Linked DNA regions of Homo sapiens: region 1 is linked to region 2. Evidence: read pairs that join two places in POLR2A ChIA-PET (ENCODE). Cell type or tissue: Caco-2. All regions are shown on one strand. Region 1 overlaps SCP2 (sterol carrier protein 2). Region 2 has its middle 12 kb from the start of SLC1A7.

Region 1 (2,500 bases), 130 kb before region 2:
AGATTTTTCTCCTTCCATCTCCTTTTTCCAGGTTCCTTACCATCATCAGGCATACCTGTTCTGATTTGTTCATCTTAAAATGAAACCCAGCCTTTTTGAAAATCCTGACATGCTGCAAGATGGATGATCCTTGAGAACATTATGCCAAGTGATATGTCAGTCACAAAAAGACAAATACTATATGATTCCACTTAGAATCATAGTACCTAGAGGTACCTAGAGTATTCAAAATTATAGAGACAGAAAGTAGAATGGTGGTTGCCAGGGGTTGGAAGCAGGGGGGAGTGAGGAGTTACTCTTTAATGGGTAGAGTTTCAGTTTTGCAAGATGAAAAGAGTTATGGAGATGAAAGGTGATGATGGTTGCACAACATTATGACTGTATTTAATACTACTAAACTGAACACTTAAATATGGTTAGGATGGTAAATTTTATGTGTATTTTAACATAATAAAAAATTGGAAAATAAAATATTTTTTAAAAGTTATAGGACTCTCATATGCCCACATCCAGAAGGAAATGCTACATTTCTTTCTTTCTTTTTTTTTCTTTTTTTTTTTGAGATGGAGTCTTGCTCTGTTGCCCAGGCTGGAGTGCAGTGGCATGATCTCTGCTCACTGCAACCTTTGTCTCCTGGGTTCAAGCGAATTCTCCTGCCTCAGACTCCCGAGTAGCTGAGTTTACAGGCGCACACCACAATGCCCGGCTAATTTTTGTATTTTTAGTAGAGACGGGGTTTCACTATGTTGGCCAGGCTGGTCTCGAACTCCTGACCTCAGGTGATCCACCTGCCTCGGCGTCCCAAAGTGCTGGGATTACAGGTGTGAGCTACCACGCCTGCCCAGAAATGCTACATTTCTTTAAGAGATTAGTGAAAATAAAGATGTCATCTTTATCCCCCCCACCAAAAAAATCCCACAACTCTTCCTTGATACCACCACATTCCTCTCCAGAGACCACCTCATTTTACTGTTCCACTAAGACTAATGTCTCAAAAGAGCCACGCTGTGTCTATTTCCCTCTTCTATTCACTCTTCAATTCACTATAATCTGACTTCCACCCTCCACTGAAAACTGCTTTTGTCAAGGTCAGGTCATCTGTACTCTCCATGTGCACATCTAGTGGATACTTGACCTTGTGGCAGCATTTGACAGTTTGCCCCTCCCTCCTGGAATCTTGCTCCCGGCTCCTATGACACCATGCTGGTTTTCCTCTTGCATCACTGGCTGCTGCTTTCCCTTCTGTCCCTGACTCTGAGTAATGGAGGTCTAAAGGGCATTGTGCTGGACTCTCTTGTTTCTCTATAATTCTGTTACAGTCCCTGCCCAGGGATTTAAATGCTTTCACTATGCTGATGATTTCTCCATTTTATCTCTAGCTGGCCCTCTCCACTGAGCTCCAGACTCTCATATCCATGGCTTTCTTGTTTTATAAAATAGTATACTTACTGTGCCTTAAACAGAACTTGGATCCCCTCTATTCCCACTACATTCCTCCTTGTCCTCGTAATGGCCTCTCCATCACCCAGTTATTCAGGCCAAATGCCTGGATAATCCTTGCCCTTTCCTCTTTGTATCTCCCTCACCCCCACAGCAAGGCTTGTGGATTCTATTTCTATTTTGAATCTATTCCCACTCTCTATCTACTGGCAGACTGCCTCTGTAGTCCAGGCCACCATCACCTCCTATCTGGATTATTCCAACAGCCTCCTAACTAGTGCCCACTCCTCTTGCTCCTCTCTCCATCGTCATTCGTTCAGCACACTGTTGTAAGAATAATCACAAATCAAACAATTTCACTTCCATGTTATCATTTCTATGGATTTCCAAATTCCCTACTTTGGCCTGCCTGCATCATCATTTGGCCTGCCTAGTTCTCCAATTTCATTTCATGTCACTCTCCCCACACCTACTGTATTATAGAGACTCTGGTCTTATTTGACTTTCTTTTAACATACTCCTTTCTCCCTCAGGATCTTTGCAGTTTCCTCTTTGAATGGCTAGCTCCTTTTCTTCCTTTAATAAGGTCTTAGAGGTCATTCCTTGACTGTCCTTCCTAAAGTAGGTTCCTTTTTTTTAAATTTAAAATTATTTTTTATTGATGCATAACTGATGTACATAGTCTCAGGGTACAAGTACTAATTTAATACATTCATGTAATTTGTGAAAATCAAATCAGTATACTTGGGATATCCATCACCTTAAATATTTGTCTTTTCTTTATTCTAGGAACATTTGAATTATTCTCTTTTGATTATTCTCTTTTTGCTATTTAGAAATGTAAATGTATAGTAAACTATAGTCACCCTACTCCTGTTTCAAAGTACTTGGTACAGTTTGCAGTTATTTTGTGTTTACTTCTTTTTCTCCTCCACTGGAAGAATATAAACTAAGTGAGTGCAAGGACTGGGTCTGATCTGTTCACTATCATATCCCCAGTGTTTTGAAATGTCTTGCTTGGCATGTAGCAAGAAGTCATTAAATATTTATGAAACGAGGC
Region 2 (2,500 bases):
ATTAAAATTATGCATACTGCTATTTTCACTTTTTTTTTTCGAGATGAGATCTTGCTTCTGCTGCCTAGGCTGAAGTGCAGTGGCACGATCATAGCTCATTGCAACATCAAATTCCTGGGCTGAAGCGATCCTCCCATCTCAGCCTTCAGAGTAGCTAGGACTACAGGCACATGCCACCATGCCCAGCTAATTTTTTTTTTTTTTTGGTAGAGGCTGAATCTCACTATGTTGCCCAGGCTGGTCTCCAACTCCTGGCCCCAAGCAATCCTCATGCCTTGGCTTCCCACAGTGCTGGGATTACAGGTGTGAGCCACTCTGCCTGGCCTATTTACACTTTTTTTTTTTCTTTTTAACCCAACTACTCAACGTGGCATATTTTCACTTTTAATATAATTTATATATACCTGGGGAAGCTCTTTTTGATATTATCAGTAGAGGCCACTAAAAATAATGCCAGAATTCCAGTGAGAAGAGAGTAGAAATGGAAAGAAAATGGGAGGATAAAGAAATTGGGTAGTAATAAGAAACAGGATTTTTAAGGTTTTCTCACTAGTTAACTAATGCCACAAAATTGCGTATTTTGGCTCAATGTCAGTGGGCTGCTGGAAGGGACCAGGAAATGAGTGCAATATCCTAACCATCCCAGGTAGATTCTTAACTAACCCATGATTTGGATGGCTCACTTGTGAAGGGAGTGCTTTGGCCTCCTCGCTTCCTTTCTTCCTTTTCCTTTTTTTATTTTTTTTTTTTGAGACTGAGTCTAGCTCTTGTTTCCGAGCAATTTTTGAGAAATCTCAACTTTAAAATATCCCTCAAGTTGCCCCCTTTCATTAGTCTTGTAAATAATATTGTTTAAGACTCACACATTGGTGAGAGTCAGGAATTATTAGGATTATTTTAATAGCAGACATTGAGTTCATTTACTTGGAAAGAAAAATTTTATTCCGAGGTGACTTTCAGAGATTTAAGTGCTCTATTTTACCATTGAATGAGAATTTTTCTCAAAGCAAATATTCTCTAAGATGCTAGAGTATTCAGCTTATTGGGATAGTACCCTTTAACTTATTAAAAGTTACAAAGTCTAAGAAAAAGCATGCAAGTCTTGAGAATCACTGCTGTGAATTCTAACAGGGAGGGCCTGAAGCCTGGAAGCCTGGCTGACAGTCCTGCAGACCAGAGTGGGGACTTGTGGTGCCTCTTCCAGTCTGCCCATGGCCGCCCATAGACCATTTGGCATGTACTTCCTCCCCTCTGAGGTCCATAAAAGCCCTGGGATCAGCCAGAGAAGGGCAGAGGATGGAGAGGACAGAGAGATGACTGGCGACTGGATGATCAGCTGCAGAGAGGAGCTGAAAGCTCCTGCTGAAAGCTGGGAAGCCAACCGGGACCTGCCTTCAGAGAGCAGCCACCCTCTCCAGGGCCTCCTGTCTGCTGAGAGCTGAACGCTGGATGAGACAACCTGCCTACAGAGAGGAGCTGCCCGCTGAGGGTCTCCTCTGAACTGTCCTAACACTCAACAAAGCTTCTCTTCGTCTTGCTCGCCCTTCATTGTCTGAGTACCTTATTCTTCCTGGATGCAGGACAAGAACTCGGGCAAAGGCACCACTGCCCACAGAAGTTTCTGGCCAGAAAAGTGACACCCCAAAGATCCCGTAACACTATGAGATGCAAAGACTACAAATGTTTAAGTGGAATGATCTCTAACCTGTAAATTACACTCCTGTAACAAGCAAATGATTACATACTGTGGAAGACTACAGAACATAAGTACAGAAAGCTGCTCTCCAAGGCTGCATTCTCAAAGCTTGAAAAGTTAATTGGCCCATCATTTTGGTACAGTAGGTAGCTAGTCAAGCATGAGCAGGGCAGGAGAGGGCTCCCTATACCTCACCACAAATGTCAGGCAACCATCAGGTGATGGTCAGGTGGTTGTTAACTGTCTGTTTAAAATAATAATTGGTTGCAGCTGGTGCCAGGGAAAGGCCGTCTCCCAGTAGATAGAAACACCTGAAACAGGTGGTCAGCTGCTTAATCTCAGGAGTTGGGCAACTGGGCTCAAGCATGCTCACTAAGAGGCAAAATGGTGAGTTTAACTGATACATGACTTTCCAGGGACATTCGGCTGGTAAGGGAAGAATGCCTCAAGTGAGCATGCATACAACTCCAGTGAACACACTGTGCACACTCCCCTCCCAAGGGCTGGCAGGTCACTGTGCACACGGACAGCCCAAGGGAAGAATCAGGGGAGAAGGGACGCAAGGCATGCCAACATGTACAACCCCAAGTCAAAGGTGAAATGGCACACTTGATCACTCAAGTTGCCCAGGTGGCTCTTTCCCAAGTGTACTTTACTTCCTTTCATTCCTGCCCTAAAGCTTTTTAATAAACCTTCACTCCTGCTCTAAAACTTGCCTCAGTCTCTCCCTCTGCCTCGTGCCCCTCGGTCAAATTCTTTCCTCTGAGGACGCAAGAATTGAGGTTGCTACAGACCTGTACAGAT

The links. ChIA-PET counts read pairs that join two places held together with the same protein. Peaks named below come from ENCODE experiments on the same cell type or tissue, not always from the same donor. Only the 100,000 strongest peaks of a DNase experiment are listed, where the experiment ranks them.
Region 1: POLR2A ChIA-PET joins it to region 2 with 10 read pairs; 5 of 35 experiments call an interaction of 5 or more read pairs at or near these places.

Annotation. Positions count from the first base shown.
Region 1 is chr1:53,024,029-53,026,528 of GRCh38, forward strand. All of the region lies in intron 12 of SCP2 (sterol carrier protein 2), which reads left to right. Among named protein-coding and RNA genes, the nearest start is that of PODN, 37 kb to the right of the region's middle. In Caco-2, no CTCF peak of the experiment used is centred here; a DNase peak (open chromatin) is centred at 1,193.
Region 2 is chr1:53,153,840-53,156,339 of GRCh38, forward strand. No RefSeq gene overlaps it. Among named protein-coding and RNA genes, the nearest start is that of SLC1A7, 12 kb to the left of the region's middle. In Caco-2, no CTCF peak of the experiment used is centred here; no DNase peak of the experiment used is centred here.